Regions from separate parts of the Mus musculus genome. Here regions 1, 3, 4, 5, 6 and 7 are each linked to region 2. The links are chromatin loops, found by intact Hi-C in ENCODE. Cell type or tissue: left cerebral cortex. All regions are shown on one strand.

Region 1 (4,000 bases), 330 kb after region 2:
AATCCAGGCGTTGCCCCTTCCTCCCTGTTTAATGCCCCAACCTCCAGATTCTAACAACTCCTCACCTGTAAGCAAACCTCCTTGTGCTCCCTCCCAGAGCTCCCCCTCCCCCACTGCTCCCTAGGAAGTTAGATACCCTACCTCCATTTCCTAGGCTGCAGGGACCAACAGCCTCCACAGGTGAGAATCTGACCTTGTCCCATCTTAGTTAAAACCTTTGACAGCTTTCAGCAATGAATGCACAGTCTCCTCACTGGCCCCTCTGTGCATTTCATGGCTTTGTACGTCACGGGGGTCTGTGTTTCATTTTGTACCATGGTGTCTTCCATTCCCTGTCCCAGATAGCCTCAGAGGTTTGACATTCTTCCCAAGAAGGGCTTCCTTTCTGCCAGGCTAGTCAGCACACTCCAGAACCAAACTCTACCCTCCCCTCCCCTCCCCCCCTCCTCTCCTCTCTTCCCTTCCACTCGCTCCCCTTTTCTTCCTTGGCCCTCTTCTTATCCTCCAAGAAACAGCTCCACACCACTGCCTTCGAGAACACCTTTCCTGACCAACTTAGTGGTTGCACCCCAGAGTTCTGAGAACATATTTGCAGAGAGTGTGTTCTTGGAGAAGTTCTCCAATCACATGGCACCCAGCATGCTTAGCTGTCACTGCCAGTCTCTCTAAACTTCCTTAGCAATGGAGACAGGGAATACAGCTCTCCACTCTACTCCAAAGCCAAGAGGATTTTAACTAGTGATGGAAAAAACAAATGTGGACGCTGCCCCACCCCGACTCCACCCTTGGCGTGCTCCCCCCTAAATTAGAAGGAACCAGTTTGCAAGATAGGTGATATCTCAGAACACTGCCTTTGTGTCTAAGAGCAGCAGGCCTACTCATTGACTGTCCCCAGAGTTTTCTACTTGGGGCCTTTCCCTAGATTATGTCGTCTAACTTCGTGATAACTTTATGGACAAGGGTGGGCTTTGAGTTCTGTTTTAGAAACTAAAAACACATCTCGGGTGCTTTCCAGTGTGGTGGGGTTGGGATTGGAACTCAGGGTGATTGACGCGGGTGATTGACGCTATGCATCTCCCCCCCTGACCACATGGACTCTCACTCCATTGGTCATTTATGTCATAGCACAGATTTCTGTGAACTGTTTTGGGAAAACCTGTCATCTACCCATTTACTCCTCCTGCTGGTTAAAGAGACCACGGAGTTCACACTTCCCCTTTCAGGCACTTTAAACACAGAAAAGCCTTCCCATGCCCTACCCACTCTGAGCTCCTTCTAGCTGATTCCAAACAAAGACTTTAACTCACATTTGTGTCAGCCCAGGTAAGTTGGTCTCTCCCTGCTGCCCTGATCTTATAGGATTACACTAAACCCAGTGTGGGAACGTCTATGTGCACACTGTCAGTGGTGTATTAATGAACTTCTATGTGCACACTGTCAATGGTGCATTAATGAACTTCTATGTGCACACTGTCAGTGGTGTATTAATGAACTTCTATGTGCACATTATCAGTGGTGTACTAATGAAATTCTATGTGCACATTCTCAATGATGTATTAATGAACTTCCTTGTGCACATCATTAATGGTGCATTAATGAACTTCTATGTGCACACTATCAATGGAGTATTAATGAACTTCTGTGTGCACACTATTTATGGTGTGTTAATGGTGAACTTCTAAAGACTTTATGTTTTGACTGCTTACAGGCGTTATTTAGCAAAGGGTCTAATTTTATTATTGTTCTTCTTCTTTCTTCTGTTTTCCTTAGATGTAGATCTGAGGTTTAAGATTATGAGTCTCAAAAGCATATTCATTGGCCAGTAGGGGAACCAGTCTTCCAAATGGTGTGAAAGATTTGACAATGACTTCATGCACAAAACACCACTGACTTTCTTTAATTCTGTAAGCTACTACTTGTAGACATTTAAAATAAAATATGGATTGTTCAGTCACTCATAGCTACTGTCACATCTTAACAAGTGTCACAGATCCATGCCACTGGCGAGAAAGCCCTGGCTCAAGCAAAGCCAGCCTCACAGTACAGGACTCTCCTGTTGCCAAGTGGCTGCCATTTGAAATGCCTTTTTAAATACTTGAAGATGCTCTTTATGTCTTTATGGCTCCTTGTTTGCTGTGAGGGCTCATACATTGCTTTTTCCCGCATGCCTGCTGATGGGGTCTCAGATTATTTAACCTGTAGCTTTTCCTTGTCCTGTGTTTGTTCGAGAAAACAATTCATTTGTCCTGGATCGCTGTCCACTTTCTGAATTTTCCACACCTTTGGTGTTGCTTAACATGTTTGTCTCCCTTGTCGTTCTCAGAATTGGAGCATTGGCCCCAGAAGCCTAAGAGCCAGTATTTTTTTAGGAACACTTCCTGGATAAGCCTGCAGGCGGCACTGCACCCCTCCGATTGTACCAATTGACAGACACACAGGGGCCAGCTCCCGGTCAGGTTTTGGCTAACCAGCAGGTCAGAAGTTGCCAGCTCGGTCTACCATCTATAAACTTCCCTTCTGCCCTTTGCACAATGGCTTTAGACGCTGCTGATTAGTGCCTATGTCACTAACATCATTTTTTTTTTTTAATTAAGAGCTCAGAGTGAAGCCATCCCCTCTATCACTATCTACCATTTATCTGCTTGAATTCCTATACACAGAGGAATCTTTCCATATCAAATATAGCGTTGCTCCAAGGAGCTAGTATAGGAAATGAAAATTCGAAACTTGATGCTCTCCCAGACGTGCATGTTTGAAGAAGAAAGAGTTTGTTTCCCAGAACCACCCAAAGCATCTTTTATGGCTTTTCCTTTCTAAGTGATTGGCATGCTTCTATCGGTTGTGACTAGCCTCTTGATACTTGCCCTGCAGTATCTCTCACCAGAGGAGCTCATCTGAGGCTTGTCTGCATAGGAAAGATGAACACTAGGTTCCTCTTTCTGGGGTGATGCTGCCGCTGAAGGCCTGGGATGCAAGGCCACTGTGCGACTGGGGACACAGGGGACAGGGGAGCAGGCTCATGCACACCTCAGTTTCCCCACCTTCACTGTATGGGATGGCCAGGCTTGTCAGTAATGGGCATAAAATAAGAAAGGGAGGGTGTCATAAATGCTAGTTCTCCCAGCTGCTCACAGGAACTAGTACACACCAGCAAATGCTCCATTCATCCTCGGCCCCAAAACACCTATTTTTCAACTCCTTCAAAGCCACTGGTTGCTTTCCATTCTAATTCTTAAAAGGAATCCAGAAGGATAAAAATAGCAAGTAGCCAAATCCTGTTCGGGTGATTGCTTTTTGTTTTGTTTTGTTTTTAAACCACAGTTTAAAATTCCAGTAGCACAAAACGGCAAGTCTTTATTTTGTATGTGTGTGTCTGTGTGTGTATTCACAGAGAACCCCCTTGCCCATTCCCCAAATCTATACTACATACTTTGCAGAACCTTTGAGGAGGCTCAGGCAGTTATTTATGAGAACTTACACGTAAGAAAGGCAATAAGCAAGTGAATCAAAATGTGATCGTAGGTTTTACAGAGGTTAACACACTGTAACATTCTAAGTACGTATGTACACAGGCACACAGGCGTGCATGAGCGCACACACAGAGTCCATATATAAAAAGCACTCAGAAGGTGTGAGATTGAGTCACAATTCTACACTTATTTGATCCTTGACAAAATTCTTAATCTATAAAATACTATTTGTTGTAAACATTCTGAGGGTTTGTTCTAAACATTAAGTATCATAATTTAATTTATAAAAATGGTACTCTTAATTTTTATTGATATGTGCTAAATATTTAGGGACTGCCAAATACTTAGTTGTAAGAATCATTGGGGTTGGGTGGTGGTGGCTACACAGAGAAACCCTCCTTCCAAAAACTAAAAAAAAAAAAAAAAAAAAAAAAGCCTCATTTGGGGTAAATGGACTGAACAAAGAGAAGAAAAGTTTTCTCGATGGGGTGAATGTTACACGGAATTCAGAATTTAAGATACAAACAGAG
Region 2 (4,000 bases):
AGTGGTGCTAAGGCAGGAGGATCTACAAGTCCATAGCCAGCCTGGAGCTACATAGTGAGATCTTGTCTCAAAAGGAAAACGAAACAAATAAACAATAAGACTCCCACCCCACCCCCAAAAACTCAACCTATATAAACTGATAGTATGATTTATCCATGGTATGATTAAGGTGAAGGTTTTAATTGTAGGGGTGTGTGTGTGTGTGTTAATGAACATGGCCAGCAGACTGGACATGGGCAGGTCTCTCTACAAGGCAGGGGAGAATAGCAGGAGGCAGAGAAAAGAGAATACATGACGAGAATCAGGAGCCAAAGGAGAGAGGGAGAGCACAGAAGAGAGAAGATATAGCAAAAATAGCAGGGCTCTAAGGAGACTGAGTAGCTGAGGGGAGAGGAGCCTGTGAGCTGAAAGGAATTTAGGGTGGGGATGAGGTGAGACGGGCTAGGATGGACTTTGAGATGTATAACAGGTATTCGTGGTACAGAGGAACGATGGAGGGCAGCATGGATTTTGATATGCTAATGGACACCACAGGTAGTTATATATATATAGTCGCTCCTGCTAGAGGTATGAGAAACAACTCCTTTTGATGGAGGGTGTCTTAGGGTTTCATTTCTGTGAAGAGACACCATGACCACAGCAACTCTTATAAAGAGAAATATTTAATTTGGGGCTGGCTTCCAGTTTCTGAGGTTTAGTCCATTATCATCAGGGTGGGAAGGATAGCAGCCTGCAAGCAGATTATGGTGCTGGAGGAGCGGAGATTCTACATCTTGATCTGCAGGCAGCAGCAGGAGACTGCACCATACTTGTGTAGCTTCAGCATATGAGACCTCAAAACCTCAAAACACAGTGAGATAATTCTTCCATCAAGGCCACATCTCCTGATAGTGCCAATCTCGATGGGCTAAGCACTCAAACACTTGAGTCTTCGGGGCCATACCTACTCAAACCATCACAGTGGGGAACAGTTTCCCAGGTTTGTTAGGAAGGCTGCCTTTTATCTAACTGCCAGAAACCCTCCTATAGTCCAGGCTGATGTTTGGATTGCCATTTGGAATTTGGGGTACGGAAGTTTCCTTTAGGCCCAACACAACCGACCAACGGAAGTAAATAATTTTGGAGCCATTACATTATGGAGATCTATGGAAGTGTAATATCTCAGTCTGTGTGAGGAATCTTCCCTGAAGAAATAACATATCCATACACCTGATTGAAATCAGCTAACATCAAGAACACATTGCAGAGGCAGAAAGCCAATCGCCTATTCTTCCCTTACTCACATGGTGTCACCCTTAATTTTAGTAAATTCAAAGGACTCCTGGCAAGGGCTTGAACTGTGACCTCCTTGATGAAGTGGGGGTGTGATCTCTAGCTCAGGGAGGCTGAGCTGCTGCGAACAAAGCCACAATACACATGAATACAGAGCATAATGTGGCTGGAAATCTCAGAACTCCAAAGTTTATTTTTAGTGCGGTTCGATAGGGCATCCGTCATTAACTCACGGCAACTATTTAAGGAAGGCTTTGTGTTCTAGAACTACGAACCTTTGAGGTTGGCATAACCTTCCAGTAAATAGGATTCCAGCGCTCCGGAAATGCCATCTTACTAGATCACATTCTGAATCCGAACGTTTTTGAGCAGTTGCACACCCACCACTGTGTGACCGTGACCTAGTTGGGACCAAGATGCCCAAATGACTTGGATAAAGTAGTCTTTACTTGCCAGTCAGCATGCTGAACGGACCAGGGAGATTGCTTCTAAGACTTCACTAAGGTAGTCAAAGCAAGCTGACCTGTCTTCTGGATGCCACAGCTCTCCTAAACACCAACGGGCGGGCGGAGCCAACCCTTGGTGGGTGGGGGGAATATAAAGTTCGTCTTCAAGCTCTCCTAGTATTAGGCATTCATCTTTCTCCTAGCGTTTAAAGCCACTGGTCAAAGTTCTGGCTTTACTGCCACTGTTATGGGGAATCTGTCATAGAGAAATGTTTTCTCTCTGCTTGGGAATTACACATTTTCAATCAACATTTAGCTTGATTGCGCTGTTAATTTGGAATTAAGTTGGAGTGGGGGGGGGTGGCGTTGTACAAGAATAAATAACAAATCCAAAGCCAGGCTTCCTCTTCCGAGGATGGGTACGTGGGTGGGCTGGGACTGGCGTGACCCAGGACTCGGGACCTCAGCCCGCAGCTTTGCACCGCTCTGCAGCACTGCAGGGCGCAGGCTCCATCCGGGTAGCGGCGGCCACCGTGGCCCGCGCCTTTCCCTTCGGCGGCGGCGCCGCAGCCGCAGTCTGGCCTGTGCGGGGAGGTGGTCGCAGCTCCGGCCTGCAGGGGGCGCTGGCGCGGGAGGGCTGGGCCGGGGTCCGCACGCGTGCGGTGGTGGCGCGGCCGAGCGTGGGTGCCCGGGCCGCGGTCGTCGGTGAGAGTGACTCGGCCTGTGACGCGGGCGCGTTCCTTCCTCTTCCTCTTCCTCCGCGGCCCCGCCTTCCTTCCCTCCGCCCATCTCCCGCCGCGGAGGAGCCGCCGCCGCCAGCCGCGCCGTCATGTCGGCCCCCGCCGGGTCCCCTCACCCGGCCGCCGGCGCCCGGATGCCGCCCAAGCTCGGCGGAGCTGTCTCCGGCCTGGCACCGCCGCAGCAGAACGGTGAGGCGGGAGGCCGGGGCGCGGCGTGGGGCCTAGGCAGGCGGAAGGGAGGGAGAGCGGGCGGGCGGGCGGGCGGCCTGCGCGGTGGCTGGGGGCGGGCAGGGCAGGGCCGGACCGGGGAGGCCGCGGTGGGGCCCCGAGGCCGCGGTGGAGCCTGGAGGCCGCGATGCGGCGAGGGGAGCGACCGAAGGGCCGGCAGGGCGGGGCCGCCGGCCGCCTGCCATCCAGGCCTGCCCTCCCGCGCGGACCGAGGCCGGAGTGGAGGGGTCGGCGGCCCGCACGACCGTCTGCTCCGACCTGGGCGCCGGCCGGTTGCCCCGGGCGACCCTTTGGGCCCCGAGAGCTCACAGGACGCCGGGGCCGCAGAGTGCTTGGTCTATGGAGGGCTGGGAGCAACCTTGGTACCTGGTGGATCGCATCCTTCCGGGCCCCAGGAACGTAGCTTTGATTTTTTTTTTTTTAAGGCCCAGCGAGCACGCCGCCTGGAAGGGAACTTAGTTTGCACTCAAGTTTGTAGGCAGAAGGATGTAAATGTGCTGCAGAAGTGTAACTGTAACCCCGACCCACTTCGGCCTCGGATCTGTTGTGGTTTGCCGCTGCGGTTGCTGCTCAAGCCTTTGGAGTTCGCTTGTAGTAGTGTAGTGTTCCCGGGGTAGCAGGTGTCAACTAAGCGAACACCTTTAGAGTCCCCCATCTCCAGCTTCACTTTCAAGTCTAGGAAAACGTGCCAGAGTTGCTTGGCCCTGTTTTGATGCAAGGCCTGCGTAGGGAAACACGACTGTGGCTTTCATACAGAGGTTATAGGCTCCGAGCATGCAGGAGTTATTGCTGAGAAATGATCTTACCCTAGCGTGCCTGGCCCCTGCTCTGGATATCTGGAATGTTCCTAAGTAGGGGAGGGGCCCTCCTTAGAGAGTTGAGTGTGTCTAATGAGACCCTCCCAAAGTAAAGCGAAGAAAATCCCTCTGCCCTGTGTCAAAAAACAAAACTACTCAATACTCATCAAATCATTGGCCTAGTTTACACAGCGTGCTAATCAAATTTACAGCCAAAGTTTGGAAAATCAGTAATGCTTTTCAAACACGAAACACCCCAAGAATCAGGTGGAATTTTTTATTCACAATTAAAAAAAAATGATGGTTTAGTCTTAAGATCCCTAGGTTGGTCTTACTTATCAATATTTCATGCTTCTTATAGTTGTTGTTTAGTATCAAGAGCTTTTGAAGGTGAACGGTGTCATTTGTATCACACTTGTCCAGGTGAAAACATGGTTTGTGAGCAGCTTTGTCTATTATGTGTGCCTGGGTATAAATGACTGTGCCCCTCCTTGCACATAGAGTTCAGAGGATAACT
Region 3 (4,000 bases), 230 kb after region 2:
GAGGCGGAGGTCGCGGAGGCTTTAATCGCGGTGGTGGAGGCGGAGGCTTCAACCGTGGCGGCGGCAGCAACAACCACTTCCGAGGGGGCGGCGGAGGCGGCGGCGGCAGTTTCAGGGGCGGAGGCGGCGGCGGCGGCGGCAGTTTCAGGGGCGGCGGCCGAGGAGGATTTGGACGAGGGGGCGGTCGTGGAGGCTTTAATAAATTTCAAGATCAAGGGCCTCCAGAACGTGTCGTCTGTAAGTCGTCTTCTGAGCTTAACCTCCTTTGCATTGGGAATAGAATCCGGTTTAAGTTATTAGTGCGTTTGTTGATAAGACTCCGAAAGGCAAGTCGCTTGAGTGCCCTGACACGTATAAGGGACTGATCATGAGAACCGAAATGCAGTGTGGAGGTGAACTTGAGTTGGGACTGAAAAGATGAGACTTAGACAACATTGAGTACCTGGCTCCTTCTAAAGGGCAGAACACTTTTTAGGATTAAGTATGATTCCTTAGTGATATAGTTGAAACACAAAGCCAAGTTTTTAGTTTTCGTAGCTCATATTTTCAGTTACCAGAAAATACCTACAGAATTCACACTCCATAACCATGCAGCCTAGTTTGAACACTCATTCCCTTGCACCCTGCAAAATCATGTTGTAAATAAGTGTGTGTACTATCTTGTGTAGGGCCACATTCATAGTTCCCTGGGTTCCATGCTGCCTGAAGTCTGTGCATTGGACACACGGATGGAGAAGGGATTTCAAAAGAAATATAAGTAGAACTTGGCTGATAGTGAGAAGAAAAGGTTCTAGTTGTTGCTAAGGTTGGGGAGTTAGTTTTGTAGGCGAATGGTATTAATCCTGGGTTACAGAAACAGAGGTGCCTTGTGTTTGCACACTTCCCAGGAAGGGATAATCACTGGTGAAGAAGTGGTAGTGGTGATGAGTTCTGAGAAAGGAGGGAGGGATCAATAAAGCCAGAGTGGTTCACATTTGAGGCTGGGGAGGAAGAAGAGTCAATGGAACGTAGCATTGAATGCAGCTGTAACAGCCATGACAGGGTAACTGGTGGACAGCGAGTGAGCACCATTGTAAGCACCTAGTTTGTTGTTCCTGTTGCTTTAGCATCAGGTGTGGCTGCAGTTAGATGTGACTGGCCTCATTTTACAGTGTACAGACAGAAGGGGAGTCTCTTTTAGGTCCCCTGGTAGTGGCATGCTAACTTGGGACTACAGTGTTGACAGCTGAGCTCTGCCATAGAGGGGATCAGATATGGGGAAAGACAAGTGGCAAAGCCCACTGGATTCCCGAGTTGGTCAGTGTTTGCAGTGGCCTCGTGTCTGTTCTGTGCTGTTTCAGTGTTAGGAGAATTCATGCATCCCTGTGAAGATGACATCGTGTGTAAATGTACCACCGAGGAGAACAAGGTGCCCTACTTCAACGCCCCTGTTTACTTAGAAAACAAAGAGCAAGTCGGGAAAGTGGATGAGATATTTGGACAGCTTAGAGATTTTGTATCCTTTCTGATTGGGTGAGTCAGCAATCTTGTTAAGAATTATCGTGTCCCTTCCTCCCCAGCCAGAAATATCAAAGCAAACTCACTGTTTCATTCAGTGAGATAGCAAAGCTACAGACGAGTCTCACGGAGGAGGATCTGTAGGGAGCGCATCCGTCCATATTTAAAAATGATGCGCCAAGGAGAGATGGCTGTCCTCTGGGTTCTGGGAGTGGTGGCCATTTGAATACGTGCCACCAGATTGTATTGGCTCTTCTGTCTCTTGGGTTTTTGGTTTTGTTTTAATTATTTTAAAGAAAATGCCATTTCTACTTGGAAATTTCTTATAGCTAGGCATTCTTAGTGTCTTTTTCCTTAATTTAATTAATAGTATTTTTCAGTTAAGTTGTCAGAAAACATGAAGGCATCTTCCTTTAAAAAGCTACAGAAGGTGAGTCATACTTAAATTAAGATTTTGGATTCAGAGGGGGTGGTGTGTGTCTTCCTTGAGACACTCACAGCTCCTCCAGTTCGTGAAGTGAAGTGCTGAGGCTGTTCCACAGTAGTAACCAAGCACTGAGTTACCCAAGTGTCTCTGCTACAGCCCTAGCTGGCCCGGAACTCACTTGTTGAGCTTACATTGGCTTCTGACTTTATATGACCTTCCTGCCTATACCTCCTAAGTCCTGCAGTTACAGTGTGTGCTGTCACACCCAGTGGAAGCTTACCAGTGCTGAGAAGTAACAATGAACCAGTAGTCCCAGCACTTGGAGGCAGAGAGATGGCAGGAGAGCAGCTTTGAGTCTGGCTTAGGCTACGTAGTGAATTCCAGGTCATCTTGAGATGCTTGGCATATGTAGATAGATACTAAAGGTTTTCACATATATCTGTATTTAGTCTTAGCCTTCCTTGAGGTGGTGCTTTTGAAACTGGAAGCTAAGAGTCTTACACCTGGTGTGCATCACAAATACCTGAAGACAGCTCTTAAAATGGCATCCTTGAAGATCCCATTCTTATAAATTTGACCCAGTTGCCCTTAAGTAGCACTCACAATGAAGTTTCAGGAAAGAAGGCTGGAGAATTTTGATGTCCTTAGACAAGTACTTCAGCACTAGGCTGCCAGAGAGGGGAGTGTATTCTACATGGAGAAAACTGAAGTGTCTGCGATGATGGGGTAGGGAAAGTTCTCAATTCAAAAAAGGCTGGCGAGGTAAGAAGGAGCTTTATACATCCTGAGAAAGACTAGATTTTAGTTTTAACATTGTTTCTGAATACTAGGGTGAACTTGATCTTTACATTGGTGCTCTAAAAGAGCACGGGAGTGACAGAGAAGCCCTCTAGGGAAGGACCAGCAGTGTAGGCTGTAAGAAGCCACAGTTGCTATGGGGTAAAGCTGGAGTCCATGGAAATTGAAAGGAGGTGGAGCTGTGAGCAGAGGAGGAGGAGTCAGTTGGTGTGGTAACTATCACCATTGTTAGGTGTTGGATTCCAGCATCTTTGTGCCTTATGATCCTACTCACTGACTTAGGCAGCATTGGAGAACAGAGGTTGAAAAAAGACAATGAATTTCATTTGGGGTATAGTGAGTTTAAGATAACTGAGGTCGGCAGAAGATTAGGCGTTCACGGGTGAGTATAGGTTAGAGATAATGCTGGGAGGTGGTCGATGAACAGACACTGTCTAGGAAGGATGGCCGCAGTGCAGCACTCAGGAGAGCTTCAGGCCCCATCTCAGATTTAAACTACTGGCACAGGGTTACAGGAAAGGTGGCTGCTCACCACAAGCATGCTGTGCAAATAGGGATAGAAAAGTAGACTAGTTTCCAAGAGGAGTGCTTAGCTGTGGTCAAGTACACATACTATTCAGAGGATTCAGGAATGGGTAGTCAGCTGTCAAAGAGCTTATGGAATGGCGGTCCCAAGAGCCAGATTGGAACTGGAAAGTAGATGGAGACAACTTGCTAATAGCAAGTGACCACTGGTTGTAGATGGAAAAACTAATAGAATACTTTCTTAAAATAGCTAATTTACCAAAGTCTTCCCAATTGTACTATAATTCAGATAATTTTCTCTTGGCAGCTCTCTTAAGTGAAAATGTAAATTTTTAGGACATTTTTTATTTAAAATAGGGTTGAATTTGCCTTATTTTTATGTGTTTTTGTGCAGTCCACAGCACTGTCTTATGTGTCTTTTGATCTTCACAGAAATTTGTGATAGGTACTTTTATCTACATTCTATATATAAGAAACCTAATTAGAGGGAGGAAAGACTAAGTCCTTGTCCAGAACCATTCAGTATAAACGCCAGGAGTGGGGTTTGAACCTAAGTAGATTCACCTGTAGCATACTGCCCTTGTCATACTAACTATCACTCAACTTGCAGTTCTATATAGACCCATACAAGCTGCTGCCGCTGCAGAGGTTTCTGCCTCGTCCTCCTGGTGAGAAAGGACCTCCCAGAGGTGGCGGCGGTGGCGGCAGGGGAGGTCGAGGAGGAGGAAGAGGAGGCGGTGGCCGAGGTGGTGG
Region 4 (4,000 bases), 180 kb after region 2:
TAGGGAGAGGAGGGAGGGGATAGGGGGTTTTGGGAGGGGAAACTAGGAAAGGGGATAACATTTAAAATGTAAATAAAGAAAATATCTAATAAAAAAAATAGAACTTGTGCCTTAGCAAAGTTATCATTTACTCCTTGTTACCCACGACACCCCACTAATACAGCTCACAAAAACAAAATATTGTACAGGAAGAAAATATTCTTTTTGGTGTGTATCGGTGGAAGGTTTTAGGCCTAAGTTTTGGAGGCAAATGGAGATCCCTAGAATGAATTCAATGGAATGTTCTTTATATTATCATAAAGATGGAGGCTATCTGTAGACTTATAAGCTGCAGGGACGTCACAGGTTTACAGGAGAGACTTTTTTAAAATTAAGTTTACCAACTCTGCAATCAGGGTTTCTCACTAAAGTCATGAATTTCCCTATTATTTTCAGCTGGTAGCCTTGGCTAATCTCATAAGAAGCTTGATTTTACAAGTTCTATATCCTAACATTCTGAATTGCCAAACAGAAGCCTCATCCCACCCCTCAAAACACACACACACACACACACACACACACACACACACACACACACACACACAGAATGCTTTAAAATAAAACAAAACACTAAAACAACAAAAAACCCTCACTCAAATCACTGCCTTAAGTGCTGATTTTATGACTATTCACGCTGCCATGAAACAAGTTCTCAGATTCAAACAGAATGTTTAAAAACAATGAAAGGAATGAGCAGACAAACTCTAATATTGACAGAGAATAAGGAAGAGAGGCCAGTGATACCCAAGAAAGCTACAAGGCGGACAAGATGGCTTGTGTCTGTCATCCAAAACCTGGGTGGCCAAGGAACAGGAGTTTAAGGTCAGTCTCAGCTACATACCAACTTCAATGCCAGCATGGGCTACCTGAGACCCTGTCTCAAAAATCAAATCAAGACAAAACTGCAAGTCTTAGATTGTTTTCCAGAAGTTAGGGAACTTTTTCAATGCAGTATACCTCCCTCAAAAACCAAGTACATCAGAAATCTATACAAAAGCCACAATTTATTTTACCTAGCTTTGCAGGTAAACAAACAAAATGGCACTTAACACCAACTGATGGCTTTTAAATTGTCGTTTGGCTTTCTATGTTTAGCTGAACCAATTACATGATGTGTGTGCGCGCGCCTGTGCATGACCGCACGTGCTAAACTCAGTCTGTCCCACTTCCCTCCCACCTTTCCCGCCCCCCACCCCCACCCCGCCCCGTACATCAGAAAGTTCTTAGGCAACTTTGTGCAATGGCGGGGAGAGAGGGCGAGAAGCTCAGATGCAAAGGAGAGCAGAGTGCAGAGCGCGCACTCAGGTGACCTCTCACATTTGTTCCCAGCTTGCTCAATCCCAAGGACAGCACGCTCCAAGCGCTGCTCATTCTTTCCACACCCGAGGACGCAGTCAATGCCTGTCTGGCGTCTGTTCCCCTAATCCCCCTGTCCCGCACTCGTCCTTCCATCCCGCTTCCCTGTCCCCGCCCCCCTGCTCCGCAAGTGTCCCCCGCCCCACAACCTGCCCCACACGTACCCCTCCATCTTCTAGCCCCCCACTTGTGCCCCATCCACCTGCTCCACACTTGTTCATCTACCTGTTCCACACTCCACACACACACATCCCCCTGCCTGGCACCAGTCCCTTTATTTTCTCGCTTCATACCCGTCCCCATCCACTTGCCTGGCTCGGATTCTCGCATTTCCCCCCAACCCCCCAGCCTCCGGGGACTGTCCCGCCTCCAACCCCCTGCCACCCCGCGCCCCCTTGTCGCGGCTCACCGTCGCTGCACTTGTACTGGCAGAGCCCGTCCTCCCCGCCCAGCAGGTCCAGCGCGGCGTTGAGGTACGTGTCTATCTTGTGGATGCCGTTGCGGATGGTCTTGAGGGTGGCCCTCCAGTCGGTGGTCTGGTCCTGTTCCTGCCCACGCGCAGTGGCCAGCAGCAGGAGGAGGAGGAGCGCGGGGCTCCGGGCGGGCGCGGGCCGCGGAGTCACCATCTGCGGGGCCGGCGCGGCGGGGCTGGGCAGCGGCGCGCGCTCCGGCTCCGGCTCAGGCCCCCGGCCTCCTCCGCGCTCGCGAGCTCGCGCCCCGTCACTGAGCTGCGCCGAACGGTGGGCCCGCCCGGGCACGCGCGCCGCTGCCCACAGTGCGCATGCGCCCGAGCGTGGGAGCCTCATTGCCCACGTGGTCTCCGGAACGCTCCCGTAGCTTACGGTCCTGCCTCTATGGAGTCTTAAAAACGCCTTGCCAATGCCCTAGACATAGTCATTGCTTTGGTTCAACACCACAGTGAATTGGTTTTGTTTTGTTTTGTTTGTTTTTTGTATTGTTTTTCAAGACTGGGTCTCTGTGTAGCCCTGGCTGTCCTGGAACTCACCTAGACCAGGTTGGCCTCGAACTCAAGAGATCCGCCTGCTGGGATTAAAGGCGTGCGCCACCGCCTCCCAGCTCCTAGTGAGGTTTGTTTGCTTGCTTGTTTTACAAAGCTCTCCTGTTTACCGAGACACCATAATTTAGAACGACTCCAGTAGCACAGCCTCCCTTGGGCTCCGCAGTCCCAGCCTTTACTGGACAAGGCCTGGGGTCCAGCGTAGAAAACTGTTTGAACACGGGCTGGCCTTGCACCCTACCAAGCCTGGATTTGCCTCCTGGGTTCTTGTGGGAACCCTATGATCAGCCGCAGTCCTAGCAGCGCAGCATGGTCTGGAGGATTGTTGAAGATGGAACTCTGCTCAATCTGCCAGAGCACTTCCTCCATTGCTTCTAATTCTAAGGAAGGAGAAGTTGGCAGTTATCCCTCCTTAAAATTCTAAATACTGTAGAGAAAAAGCTAATCACCGACTAGGCAGAGGAAAGGGAGGCAGGAGTGTGTCTTCCGAAGCGGGACAAATGCGGTAAGGTTACCTGGGACCAGCCCTCAGTTAATTTTTCTGAGACAGAGTCTTGGCCTGTAGCCCAGGCTGCCCTCCAACTTGCCTTGAACACACTATCCTCTCAAGTGCTAGGATCTTGGCGCCAAGCCTCTCTCTTTTCTATTTCTTTACACATTTACATCTTGCTGAATGTATGTCTTTTACCTTAACAATAACCTGTGCTCTGAGGACACGGGTTGCCGCGTGTCTCTCTCTGGGGATTACGTTCTCAAATGCCAGATTCTTTGGCACCTTTTCTCGTCTATTGCACACGGATGCAATAACACGACTGGTTAAACCGGATTCAGTTCCTCACTTCTCTTTATGATCTGCCATCCATGGCCACAGCAGTCACCTCATAATTAAAATAAAATCTCACCATTGCCACAGACTCAGATCCCCCTCCCTGGTACCCTGTCGTCATCAGTTTTGTCCCCAGACACTGTATTTTCTTTCCTTGACCCATCTAGAACCAGGGGCATTCTCCTTCCCCAAGGTGGCTTCTGTCTTCTTCAGTCTCCCTTGGAACAGTCTGGGATCTCCTGTCTTCCATATCTCATGTCAGCCCTCCACCCTCCCCTGCCTCTTCCTCCCTGCCTCCCATTTCAACTTTAATTCTTCAGTGGTTTCAAGTCTTGGGCACGAGGCCACACCCAGCTTGTCCTTTTCTCTGATGCACTATGGGTACCAGGACACGGAGCTGCTCTCCATCCTGTGTGTGGCTGGCCCCTCAAGCTGCAAGGCCTTTGGAAAGCTGCCTGAGAACCTCATCTGTGACTTCATTTTCTTCCCTGTTGCTGTGAGAAAGTACTCTGACAAAAGCAACGCTAAGAGCCAGTGAGAAAGCTCAGCGTTTGCTACATGAGCCTAATAGCCTCTTGGTACCCGAGACCCGCAGTGGAAGGAGAGAAGGGGGTTCCCCCAAGTTGTCCTCAGACGTCTACGTGCACCTACAAACACATCATCATTGTTATCATCGTAGCCGCCAGCAGCCACGGGTTCCTGGGTTCCTGAAAGGAAAGCTGGGGATGGATGGGAAGGACAGTGAGAGAAATTACGAGCCA
Region 5 (4,000 bases), 64 kb after region 2:
AGCAGGCACTGCCATGTGGTTTCAGTCCCATCTGGGCTGATGGACCTATAGATCTATAGATCACAGCTGATCTGTAAGTGGGGGGCTAGCGGCTGGGCTGCCTGGGCAGTAGGGGGTTGGCATGAAAGGATCAGGCCTTCACAGCTGTTGCTGAGTTGGTGACTGGCTAGGATGTTCCTGAAAATATTGAGTTAAGTATTCTTGCCAGGTGTTGACAGTATCTATTAATTAGCTAGATTTTGTTTATTCCACAGTGTGGGTGCATCTCCAGACATTTAAAATACAAATATCTATAGACTCTAGCTATAGTTTATGGCTGTACAAGGCATTTTTTCACAAGCTAGCTGTATTGTATGGTGAGAGACTGGTTTGAAGAGAGGGAGGTAGGAGCTGAGTTTGTGCTGAAATCGTTCGGAAGCCAGAGAGTGAGCTCTGCATACCCACCCGTGCATGAGCCACACGCTGCTGCCTCGTGGAAATTGGAGCAGAGTATATATAGTGTCTTAACTCTCACCTGCTTGTCTGCCAGCAGATGTGAAGGAGTCTGTGTTCCCCCTGGGCTCAGGGCCCCTGGAGGTACTTGAGTAGTGGAGCAGGTTCCCACTGTGTCTCCTGCTCCAGCAATCCATGTCCTCCATTAGTCTCAGGAAAGTACGAGGAGACGGCCCTGGTTATTCCAGTGAGAAGTGACTATTTATAGATTAGATGGCATAAAATTAAAAGGGCAAAACTGAGAATGGGAAAGAGTTATTTTTGCTTGGTTCCAACAGAAAATAGACCCTGGGAGAGTGAGGGCAGAGCTAGCCTGGAAGCACATCCAGCGCTGTAGTAGCCCATTTCCTGAAGTCCAGCGCTCTGCAGATGCTCCTAAAAGAGAGAACGTGGGGGAGGTCAGGAGTCTGACTCTGGTTGCTGACTAATGCCATCAGACTTCTGAACTTCTCAAAGGAGTGCATATTAATCTCTAGAGACAAGTCTTGAGCAGTATCGGCCCCTGAATACTGTGTTTTTGACTGGCCTTGAGACTATCTGAGCAAACACATCAGTCATCCGTAGCAGGAGGAAGGGTTGTGCTTTGGCACACGTTCTGCTGTTGAAGATTTGCATAGCTCAGTGATGTGTACTGCATGCGTGCCTGGGATGCAGGGAGAGCAGGAGAGGGCATTGGATACCCAGAACTAGAGTTAGGATCTTATCAGCCTCTATCAGTTTAGGGAACCACACTTGGGTTCTCCCCAGGAACAGCAAGTGCTCTTAACCACTGAGCCATCAATAACCCTTGGAATCATTTGTATTAAAAAAAAATATCCTAAGGCATTCTAAATCATACCCTATGTAACCACATGAACACAGCTGGGCGGGCACACTTGGAGATGCACTTCTGTAATGACGGAAACTGAGGGGCGAGTGGCAGGCGGGCTGCATTCTTGGGGCCGTGGGATTGTTTTGAAAACTGAGTTCTTTAACAGACAACTTCCTGGTGATTGATAATAATCATTTTGATGTTCATAACTAATTTTTGTTTAAAATTCGCCCCTTAAAGTCTAACAACGTTGTTAGTGTTTTTACTGAAAAACCTTTTCCTGAAAAGTATTTCCCAGAGAGTGCATTCAGCCCTGGGTTTGCCTGCCCTGGAGACTGTGTCTGAATATGCAGATTAGTCATCCATTTCAGGAGTCAGCACTTGCAATGTGTTATACTACTGTGTGGTACTAAGACAGAAAATAAGAGCACATCTTTATTTAAGAGTAAGGGTAAGATGTGGTGCCTCACTCCTGTAATTTTATAATTCAGCACCTGAGTCAGCAGAGCCACAAGTTCAAGGCCAGCCAGAGTGACGAAAGTCCAGGTCTCAAAACAAAACAACCAGCACTTTAGGCCAGTGGTTCTCTCGCTGTGGGGTACAACCCCTTTGTGGGGTCAAACGGCTCTTTCTCAGGGGTCACATATCAGATGTCCTGCATATCAGATATTTACATTACAATTCATAACAGTGGCAAAATTACAGTTATAAAGCAGCAACAACAATATTTTACGGTGGGGTCACCATAATGTGAGAAACTGTATTAAAGGGTGCAGCCTTAGGGAGGTTGAGAACGCTGCCTTAGGAGAAAGTCGGCATGCAATGTTGAGCTTCTAGAAAGCACTTGAGTTCTGTTTGTTCTTCCCTGAAGGCTAGTTCGCCTTCTGAGCCCAAATTAATGTGAGTGTTCCTGCCTGAAAACAAGACACTGAATCTGTCACTTTCCTGTGTGTGGTTCATATTCCTGTCCCCTGTATGAAGTCATGTGCAGCTACTCTGCGGCCTAATGTGCTGTGTCATTGTTTTGTAAACAATGTGACTGGACACTTTGAATTTCAAGTTGTCATTTTTGTCACAAGGCTTCCTGGAGATTCACGAACAAGAATAGGATTCATGACTTTTGACAGCACCATTCACTTCTACAATCTACAAGAAGGGTTATCCCAGCCGCAGATGTTGATTGTATCTGATATAGACGGTAAGCGGCAGCGGGGGAGTCTCTGTAGCTGTGGACTTTACCGTGGGGTCATGTGCTGTGAGCATGATTTGGTATACCTTGGAAATGCTTGGTTCTAACTTTTTACGTGTGTGTGCGTGCATGCGCACGCATGCATTGCATGTGTATATATGAAGCATATGGAGTATATGTATTTACTAAGGCAGAATTCCAATATGCATGGCAAGTGTCTTTGTAGAACCAACCCTCACTACTTTCTGATGTTCTCCCGACTGTGTGCTGATGGAGTGTTTTTGTCCCTGTAGATGTTTTTCTGCCCACGCCGGATAGTCTGCTTGTGAATCTGTATGAAAGCAAAGAGGTGAGATTAGTTTGTTTTCTCAAAATGTCAAGACACTTACTGCCTCAGCAGTTTCGCAGTAAGCTTGGTTTCCTGGTGCAGTGCGTGAGACACTGGAGGGAGGAATCTAGTGAGCCTCCTTCACAGCCCAGAGACGCAGCTGCCGTGCTTTACCCTGGAGTGTGCTTGAGAAGAAAACTGTCCCGCTGTCTCAGTAATTCACCCTCCACTCTTTCCTCAGCTTATAAAAGACTTACTGAATGCATTACCAAGTATGTTCATCAATACCAGAGAAACACACAGTGCCCTTGGACCTGCACTTCAGGCTGCCTTCAAACTCATGTCTCCCACGGGCGGCCGCGTGTCTGTATTTCAGACACAGTTACCTTCCTTGGGGGCAGGACTTCTGCAGTCCAGAGAAGATCCGAATCAGAGGTCGAGTACCAAGGTATTGTATGTCGAGTGTTTGGATCATAACCACGGGCGTTCTCTTTCCCCACAAAGTCAAGTCATCTGTGTCCTCGTCATTGCTTCATCGGCGGTGATAAATAGCCAGGAAGAATTGAAGCCACATTTCCTTTATTTGGGGGTTAGGTGTATTCTTCTTCTTACTCAGTTAGCAGCCATAAATTTGAGGAGCGCACGTGATGAGCATTGGGTGTGGTGGTACCCTGGTACCCATCTGACCAGCAGACCTGCAGCTCCTCTAGCCTCGTTTGCACTCATACCCACACACTAACAAGATCAATTATTGTTTTAGTGTTTAGAAACCTACCCTAATCCTTTTATTTACAGATGAAAAAAAGTAGTGTCTTGTCAAAGGTTGGATGGCTTTTTAGAGATCAAACTGTGGCTTGATTTTCTGTCCCCAGTGTCATTTATTTTCTTTCTTTTTTTCTTTAATATATTTTTTATTGGATATTTTATTTACATTTCAAATGTTTTCCCATTTCCAGGTCTCCCTTTTAGAAACCCCCTATTGCGTCCCCCCTCTCCCTGCCTCTATGAGGGTGCTCCCCCACCCACCCACCCACTCCTGTCTTCTTGCCCTGGCATTCCCCTACACTGGGCATTGAACACCCTCAGGCCCAAGGGCCTCTCTTCCCACTGATGTCCAACAGGGCCATCCTCTGCCACATATGCAACTGGAGCCAGGGGTCCCTCCATGCGTACTCTTTGG
Region 6 (4,000 bases), 760 kb after region 2:
AACATTTGTACACAGATTATCAGTTCTTTGTCATGCTGTTTTCTAGGATCATGGCACTACAGGACAATCCCTCCCCCATAACTCTCCTGTTGCCATGTCTTCATAGGTGACATTTATTTAATGCTTTGATATCTTAAATGTAGTGGTCCCTATTTTGGATAAATAGTAAAATGCCTATGTGTCTATTAAAACAAGAGAAGAAAATATTTAGAAAATATTTAGGGTACATACAAAGATATTTTGTTCATTAACAAAACATCCTGTGGGGATATGTGGTGCAGCAGCTATGAGCATGTATAACTCCCTATGAGCTTCAGACTCAATTCTCAGCACTCCTCTATTGTGAGCATCTTCATGTAGACCCTGCCTCCCATGCCCTTAGGTGTGCTTCAGTGCCTGTAGAACTTTTCACATATTACGAGATATAGAAGATGTTTGTTGAGTGAATGTCTATAATGTATAGGGTTGGACATATAAATAAATAATAATAAAAAACCCTGGGCATGGTGGTGCATACCTTTAATCCCAGCATTTGGGAAGCAGAGGCAGGCATATCTGTGAGTTCAAGGCCAATTTAATCTACGTAGTAATTTCAGGTCAACTAGGGCTACACAGTGAGTACACAGTGAGACCCTATCTCAAAATAAATTAAAAAATACTTTTTAAAAAGCAAGAGAAAAGAAAGCGTTCCTTAAAAACTTATTATACTTCTATTCATATAGTGTTCATTTTAAACTGCTGTTAAGACATTCTCAGTATCTTAAGAGCTGAGTTTAAATTAAATGTTTCTTCATACTAACTTTTGTAGAGAACTATCAGAAAAGTAGACAGCCAGGATAACCACTCAATAAATCCTCAGACCATTCAACAAGTTCTCAGTCCTCCTTAACCTAGTGTGTTGTCATTAACTTAAAAAGCCTCACCTGAGACTAATATTTCTCAAGTTACAACAGTCTCTAGCCATGACTACAAATGGTCCTACAAATTTAACCTGGCTCAATGGCTAATAGGCAGTATGTCTTATACAATTAAAGTGTTATGGAGTGGATATATTTATAGGAAAAAAAACATCAACGCACTTTTTCTTTCTTTCAATTTTCAAACCGGAACTGGTATTATCAGGTATCTGTGTAGCTCTAAGATCACCTGGGACATTCACCCTGTCACCTGACTCACCCTTGAACACACCTGTCATCACACCATGGCTGTTGCCCCAAAGTCCCATGGTCTGGGAAACTGGCGTTCAAGGACTTTCCTTTATAAATTCTAGCTTTCTACCCAGGCTGATTCTCCATTAGGAAAAGTGGGACTCTGAAATTTGGGTCGACCAGTTGTCTCCTTTTCTGTGTTCGTCTTACCAAGTACAGCGTCACACAACAGAATGATGCTGTCATTCACTGAAAGACTCCTGGGCCACAATTGCGCATTGTAAAGGTGCAATAGATGGTGAGACATTAGTAAGAAATGTATGAGAAATGTATCTATCTTCTCTTGTTCTACTATTACCTGGGTAAAGATGAATGGCTGATCTGGGAAGGCCTTTCCTTCCTAGGACACTAACAGCACACACTGTTCCTTTTCCGTCTGTGCTCACCAGTACCAGCTAACGAGGGAGCTATGGCCTGGCTTGTCATGTGATTTAGACTCAAAAGTTAACATGACTGTGATAAGGAGAAGAAAGGAAATTCTGAGTGTTGACTATTAGGAAGCACTGACCTGGCAAAGATAAAAGTGGTACTTTTTGGTACTGTTTATGTAAGATTCAATCTGGCTTATATTTCATGAGAAACAATAAACTGCAATGGAGAAGAAGGAGAAGAAGGAGAAGAAGGAGAAGAAGGAGAAGAAGGAGAAGAAGGAGAAGGAGGAGGAGGAGGAGAGGGGGAGGGGGAGGAGAAGGAGGAGGAGGAGGAGGTGGTGGGGGAGGAGGAAGAGGAGGAAAAGCCAAACTAATACCCACACATTGATCCAGCAGTCAGATTCCTGCTAACCAGTCTCAGACACTCCTCTCTTCCTCCAAGGACACAGGGCCATTTCTTTCATTACAAAAACAGGAGCATTATATTAAGTAATATTTAAGGCCCTATCTAGTTCCAAGATGGCTTGCCTATTTCTCTGCTGAAAAAATGTTGCAAGTGTCCAAAAAACAAACAAACAAACAAACAAACAAACAAACAAACAATATTTAGCAAGATAGACACAAGGTCAAGGCCAGCCTGGACTACACAGGGAAATTCTGTCTCAAAAGTAAACAAGAATCAGCAAAACAAAACAAAACAAAACAAAACACAACCCACTGAGCAAATGAACTCCTCTACGATGCTTTTATGAAGGCATTGCTCCCTAGAAGATGGTATTAACCTGTAGCTACAGTTAGAACTGTTATTATATACTAAGTGTTACTATATACTAAGAGTCTGGAATGAAGATCAGAAACACACTTCTTCCTTCCTTTGTCTGCCCTCTGGTGGTAGTATTGAGTAGTGAGTTAACCAAAAGAATTAACATAGGGGCAGGATTCCAAGGCAGCCTCAGCCATGTTTGGAGGGGTTCTGGGATTGGAAGTTTGTTTTATTTCTAAGTGCCCAGAACAAAGAAGAATATAGAAGATAATGTGACCTACATATAGTGCTTCCTGAAACTTTAAAGCAACTTAGAGATTAAATGTTATATACAAAGTTACGCCCTGGGAACACTTGAAAAGTTTGATTTCTAGGTAAGATTCCCACACATTAAATCGCACAGGACAGGGAGAGAGCAGAAACACTGGCAAGTCTCCAAAGACCAACCCCCCAGCACTGGCCAGGTAAGGGATGAGGAAAGACTGAGATAGCTCTCAGGGTGGGGGTGGGGGGCTGTCTCAGTGCTTCTGAAATTCCCATGCAGAGATCTTGTGAGCAAAACTTCCAAAGGGACAGCTTTCTATTTAAAAGATTTATGTTTTAAAAGTATTTGAAGAATAAAGACTTGCTCTCCTAAGTGAGTAACTTCTCCTATCTACTCATAACCACCTTGATCATTATTCAAAAGACTTCATGCCTGTTCTCTTCCTTAGCATGGCAAATTCGACCCACTAGCATTTAAGTTCAAGAACTGAGGAAGTGTCCACCTTTAAGACGGCTGAAAAATGGAAACAATACTTAATCATATGAAAATCAAACAGCACTGAAATATCAGTGTCTGGAAATGATGTTTTACTGCAAGAAAGTCACTGCTGTTTCTTGGATGGTGTTTGTGTGTGTGTGTGTGTGTGTGTGTGTGTGTGTGTGTGTGCTTATGTTATCTCATGCCATGGAAACACCAGGAGCAGTTATGGGAGGTTTGGGTGAAGGAAGACTGGCCTTTAAAGTACTCATCTTTTACAGATTTACTTGAAAAAATTCCAGTTCGCGAATGCAAAAACTTCCGACTTTTGGGATTCACTGCAAGAGGTGAGGAAGGCCTTGTCCGCTCAATTCCGAAGCAATTTACATTTTAATATCACTAATTATTTTTAATTTCCCCGCATTTACAAACTAATGGAGCTCCATTGTCCTCCCAACCACAGGCAAGCAATCTGCCAGTGAAAGAAGTGATGGACACCTGGACTAGCCAGATGGGTTATCCTGTGGTCACTGTGAGTGGAAGGCAGAACATCACCCAGAAACGCTTTCTGTTGGACTCCAAAGCTGATCCTTCGCAGCCACCGTCAGAGCTCGGGTAAAGATGACTCACTTTAAAAGAACAGGAGAAATTACTCAGCAGAAATACTGCTCGTACACTTAGGTCCTGCCTTCGTGGTATGATTGGCATGTGACAGTGTAAAGGTACAGCCTTTAGGCAACAGAGAGGTCAAGGCTAGCCAAGTGGCAGAACTGAGCGTTTGCCCACGTTTATCTTCTATGTGGACATGGACATCAAAGAATAAAAGAGTGGAAGCAGTGGAAAAAAATAAAGCCAGGTGTTGAACATGAGTGGGCGGGGCTGTGGGCAGTATGGAATGCTGGGAGAAAGGCTAAAG
Region 7 (4,000 bases), 140 kb after region 2:
CTATTTCATGGGCTAGTTTAAAAATCACCAGTGTAATATATTTGAAAGTAGAGTAGGGGGGCTGTTGAGATGGCTCAGTGGCTAAGAGCACTGACTGCTCTTCCAGAGGTCCTGAGTTCAATTCCCAGCAACCACATGGTGGCTCATAACTATCTGTAATAGGATCCAATACCCTCTTCTGGTGTGTCTGAAGACAGCTACAATGTACTCATAAACATAAAATAAATAAATAAATCTTAAAAAAAAAAAGAAGAAGAAGGAAGAAAGCAGAGTAGAACACAGCAGTAGATCTATCCAGCCTTGAGCTTTTCTTTGTTGGAGACTACTGCTGATTCAATCTTATTACTCATTTTAGACTGGTTTATTTATACCTCCTTCAATATTGGTAGGTCATACATGTCTTGAAATTTATCAGTTTCTTCTAAATTTTCCAATTTGTTAAAGATATTCTGAAAGTATTCCTCACTGCGTCTCCAGATGTCATTTCTATGGTAATACAGCTCATTTTTGCATTTTATTGTTCTCTTGATTAATTTGGCCGAAGGCTCGTCAGCCTTGTTCTCCCTTGTGAGGACCAACTTGTCTCACCAACCCATTGTTGCTCTGGCCTGGCTCATGAATCCCACCTTAGTCCTTGTTGCTTCACATCTACTAACTTTGGGTTTATCTTGTCTCTGTTCTTCTAAGCCCCAATGGATAAATTACAATGACATGTGTGACCTGCCAATATTGAAACAAGAAGATACCAAGAGCCTAGAAAGCGGGTCTGTAATGAGCAATAAGATTGGGTTGCTTCTTTGAGACCTAACTTTTTAATGTGGTGCTCAGTTATGACCGACCCTGCAGCGCTCTATCCACGGTTCTGGGAAGCAGTGGTTTCATTTCAGCTGGCTGAGGGCCTCTCCATTTCCTCCCCGATTCTGTCCAAGGACCACTTACTATTCAAGCGTCTCTGGTCCAGTCTCCAGGGTGTATAGTGTGTGCTTTGCTTCTTACTCCTGGTTTCTAGTGTAATTCTACTGTAATCATTATGATCGGGTAAGCTGCAAGGAATTCTTTCTTTTTCCTTCTTTATATTTGCTAACTCTTTCTCTTTAGAATAAGTGGTCTGTTTTAGAGAAAACTCCATGGCCTGGCCAAAAAAAAAAAAAAAAAATGTATACCCTATAGGTTTTGAATAAAATATTCTATGGTAGAGTTTAACTTTGAAATGTCTACTGACTTTTTGGATTAATATGGCTTTTTGATTAATATGGATTACATATAAAATTCAAAGACATTCACATACCCATAAACACCACACACACACACACACACACACACATACACACACACACACACAATGTGTGTGTGTATGCATGGTGAGGTTGTAAAAATATGTTTTATACAATTTTTTGAGGCAGGTTCTCATTTTGTAGCCAGGACTGGAGTTATGAGCTATGTGACCTGGCCTGGCCTTGAAGTCATGGTGACCCTCCCATTACTGTATCTGGACTGATCTGCCCCTTGTTGCCCAATGGTGTTTATGAACCTGGGTGCATCAATGTTCCATATATATATATATGTATATATATATATATATATATATACATATACATACACACATGCACATATATGTGTGTGTATATATAGATATTTGTAATTATTATATCTAAATAGATTGTCTCCCTTATTACTATATAATGATTTCCTCTGTTCTTCCTAATTTTGGTTTGAAACATGCTTTGTCCTATCTCACAACTGCTCTGTCAGATCCTATAGCTCATGTCCTATCCCATACTGCTGTCAGATCCTATAGCTCAGGGGCTGCTCTTTTGTGTCCGTTCATTTTTCTCCCCATGTACATCGTTGCCATTGAGGTTTCTTGGAAACAGGTATTGCTTTTAACCCATTCAGCCCATCTCCATCCTGAGACCACACACATGCCCATATGTGATGTTTTTAAAGCCACCATAAAGTCACAATACGAAAGGATACAGGAACATCTGACCCCCAAAAGTTGAATTTTAAACCCACTCTCTGGTTACTTACCACTACAAATTGACTTTGGACGAGACTGGTGATCAACTAAATCCTGGTGGACTAAGGAACAGCGGGGGCAGGCCCAGACCAGAGCTCAGCCAACCAAGCTCAGGGACTCAGATTTCATGGCCTGGACTTACCTAGAGAAAAACCGCGTGGTAAATGCCTACGGTCTCTCTTACCTTTTCTCAGAAGAGCCAAGTGGAGAGCATATGACTGAGTTGGAAAACACCAAGTCCTTGGTTCACAGACTATTCACTATCCTGCATTTAGAGGAGATCCAGAAGAGACGAGAGCGCCATCTGATGGCGAAGATCGACCACCTGCAGGAACAGCTGCGGCCCTTGGAGCAGGTGGGAAGGCTTCCTAGCCTGTCTGTGTGCAATTGACGCAAGCCTTTTGTTAAGGAGTGAGTGCCTGTCACGGGAGCGTTGGGGTATTTTGTGTATGCTTATTTTCTCCTTCAGTCTGAAAATGGGCTGTGAGCTGCGACCTGTGAGACGAGTACTATCTTCCTGGTTTTGAGATGAGGGCACAAGGCAACCGAGGTGTACAGCTAGTGTGTGGCAGGTGATCTGACCCAGAGCTGGGATCTTCTGCCTCCTCAGCATCACCAGAAGTCTCTGGACAGCAGACTGTTAAATGGGATATTGTAGAGTGCTACATCTCAGGTTTTATTTCTGCCTAAGAGAACTGTGGGTGGCAAGTTAGTAATGGCTCAAAACCTATGGGTCTTTTCTCCAAACTATGGGGGAAAACACAAACAAAAACCCTGATTGTTATCTATCTATCTATTGATTGATTAATTGATTGATTGATTGATGAATGGGGTGTGGTCATCTGTTTTAAGGGAAAACTTGAATTCTTTAAGCTGTAATTCCACTTATAATATTTAAAAAATGGTTAGAGGTAAAGGAAAGGGGAAATGGGGTGGGGGGAGTTTATGGAGGGGGAATTGGGAAGGGGGACAACATTTGAAATGTAAATAAAATAATTTAAAAAATGGGTCTTCGTGTATGACTTGAAACTCTAGAAATGCAGTAATTATCTCCAAAGGCACTGGGAGAACGGTAGAGATGCACTTTTTTGGTTTTGTTTTTTCTGGATTATTTACCCACGTTTTGCTTTTTAAGAAATGATATTCTGGGTACGGTGGTGCCTGCCTTCACCCAGCACTTGTGGGGCAGAGGCAGGCAGATCTCTATGAATTCAAACCCAGCCTGATCTGCACAGCAAGTCTGGGGAAGACAGCTCCATCTACGAGATGACCCTGCTTCATTTCACAGGACAGAGTGCATCTCTGCACAGAGTGCCTGAGAGATGAGTCACAGAGTGGCCTTGGAGGGACAAAGAAAGAGGCCCAGGATTTCACATGGGTTTCAAAACCAGCTTATAGGCTTCTAATTGTAAACCTCTTATAGTGTTCATGGGTTTTGGTTTTGGTTTTTGAGACAGGGTCTCTCTGTGATCCTGGCTGTCCTGTAACTGTTTACCAGGCTGCCCTCAGACTCAGAGATCCTCTTGCCTCTGACTTCTGAGTGCTGGGATTAAAGGCATGTGACACTACGCCTGGCTAGTTTGTTTTCGACGAGCAGATATTACCTTTATAACTTAAAAATGTTAATGTACTGATTTGGAAATAAGCCATTGTTATATATTTCATAAATGTCATTTTTCTACCTACATGACCTCTTCAAAGCAATGCAAAGTGTTCACTGGTTCAACTGCTTCTTCTTGGTTTTGTTTCTCCCTTAAGTTGGCAAACTCATAAACCGAATGGTTTTCCCTTCCTCCAGGTCAAAGCTGCAATAGAAGCCCGGTCGGAAGCCAACACCAGTGGTCTCCTGTGGGCCGGCTTAGCTCTGCTCTCCGTGCAGGGCGGGGCGCTGGCCTGGCTTACTTGGTGGGTGTACTCCTGGGATATCATGGAGCCAGTTACCTTCTTCCTGTCGTTTGCGAATTCCATCGTCTTTTTTGC

Evidence for each region. Hi-C counts contacts between places; a loop is a spot of excess contacts. Peaks named below come from ENCODE experiments on the same cell type or tissue, not always from the same donor. Only the 100,000 strongest peaks of a DNase experiment are listed, where the experiment ranks them.
Region 1: it touches region 2 in a loop (3-fold over the local background); 9 of 42 quality-filtered maps call a loop at or near these places.
Region 3: a loop joins it to region 2, with 4 times the contacts of the local background. A loop is called at or near these places in 22 of 42 quality-filtered maps.
Region 4: a loop joins it to region 2, with 2.3 times the contacts of the local background. A loop is called at or near these places in 7 of 42 quality-filtered maps.
Region 5: a loop joins it to region 2, with 3 times the contacts of the local background. A loop is called at or near these places in 7 of 42 quality-filtered maps.
Region 6: it touches region 2 in a loop (4-fold over the local background); 7 of 42 quality-filtered maps call a loop at or near these places.
Region 7: it touches region 2 in a loop (3.0-fold over the local background); 28 of 42 quality-filtered maps call a loop at or near these places.

What each region holds. Positions count from the first base shown.
Region 1 is chr3:129,729,026-129,733,025 of GRCm38, reverse strand. All of the region lies in intron 5 of Egf (epidermal growth factor), which reads left to right. Among named protein-coding and RNA genes, the nearest start is that of 6330410L21Rik, 23 kb to the left of the region's middle. In left cerebral cortex, a CTCF peak has its summit at 2,375 (motif pointing right); no DNase peak of the experiment used is centred here.
Region 2 is chr3:130,059,216-130,063,215 of GRCm38, reverse strand. Sec24b (Sec24 related gene family, member B (S. cerevisiae)) reads left to right here and starts at 2,309. Exons shown (of 24, transcript NM_207209.3): 1 at 2,309-2,647. The coding sequence starts at 2,548. In left cerebral cortex, a CTCF peak has its summit at 2,314 (motif pointing right); DNase peaks (open chromatin) are centred at 1,724, 2,407 and 3,185; H3K4me3 peaks cover 2,521 bases; H3K27ac peaks cover 2,168 bases.
Region 3 is chr3:129,826,832-129,830,831 of GRCm38, reverse strand. Gar1 (GAR1 ribonucleoprotein) reads left to right here. Exons shown (of 7, transcript NM_026578.3): 2 at 1-237; 3 at 1,341-1,495; 4 at 1,868-1,927; 5 at 3,858-4,000. Among named protein-coding and RNA genes, the nearest start is that of Gar1, 2.6 kb to the left of the region's middle. In left cerebral cortex, no CTCF peak of the experiment used is centred here; DNase peaks (open chromatin) are centred at 359, 1,326, 1,547 and 2,020; H3K4me3 peaks cover 1,423 bases; H3K27ac peaks cover 59 bases.
Region 4 is chr3:129,876,740-129,880,739 of GRCm38, reverse strand. It overlaps Pla2g12a (phospholipase A2, group XIIA), which reads right to left and starts at 2,134. Exons shown (of 4, transcript NM_023196.4): 1 at 1,805-2,134. The coding sequence starts at 2,021. In left cerebral cortex, CTCF peaks have their summits at 1,605 and 1,805; DNase peaks (open chromatin) are centred at 1,202, 2,150 and 2,675; H3K4me3 peaks cover 1,923 bases; H3K27ac peaks cover 525 bases.
Region 5 is chr3:129,995,182-129,999,181 of GRCm38, reverse strand. Sec24b (Sec24 related gene family, member B (S. cerevisiae)) reads left to right here. Exons shown (of 24, transcript NM_207209.3): 12 at 2,383-2,501; 13 at 2,786-2,841; 14 at 3,062-3,268. Among named protein-coding and RNA genes, the nearest start is that of Mcub, 27 kb to the right of the region's middle. In left cerebral cortex, no CTCF peak of the experiment used is centred here; DNase peaks (open chromatin) are centred at 505, 848, 1,639 and 2,903; H3K27ac peaks cover 1,072 bases.
Region 6 is chr3:129,298,529-129,302,528 of GRCm38, reverse strand. It overlaps Enpep (glutamyl aminopeptidase), which reads left to right. Exons shown (of 20, transcript NM_007934.3): 9 at 3,366-3,431; 10 at 3,548-3,699. Among named protein-coding and RNA genes, the nearest start is that of Enpep, 32 kb to the left of the region's middle. In left cerebral cortex, a CTCF peak has its summit at 2,478 (motif pointing left); a DNase peak (open chromatin) is centred at 2,465.
Region 7 is chr3:129,916,961-129,920,960 of GRCm38, reverse strand. It overlaps Mcub (mitochondrial calcium uniporter dominant negative beta subunit), which reads left to right. Exons shown (of 8, transcript NM_025779.3): 5 at 2,215-2,375; 6 at 3,819-4,000. Among named protein-coding and RNA genes, the nearest start is that of Gm40150, 12 kb to the right of the region's middle. In left cerebral cortex, a CTCF peak has its summit at 2,328 (motif pointing left); a DNase peak (open chromatin) is centred at 2,326.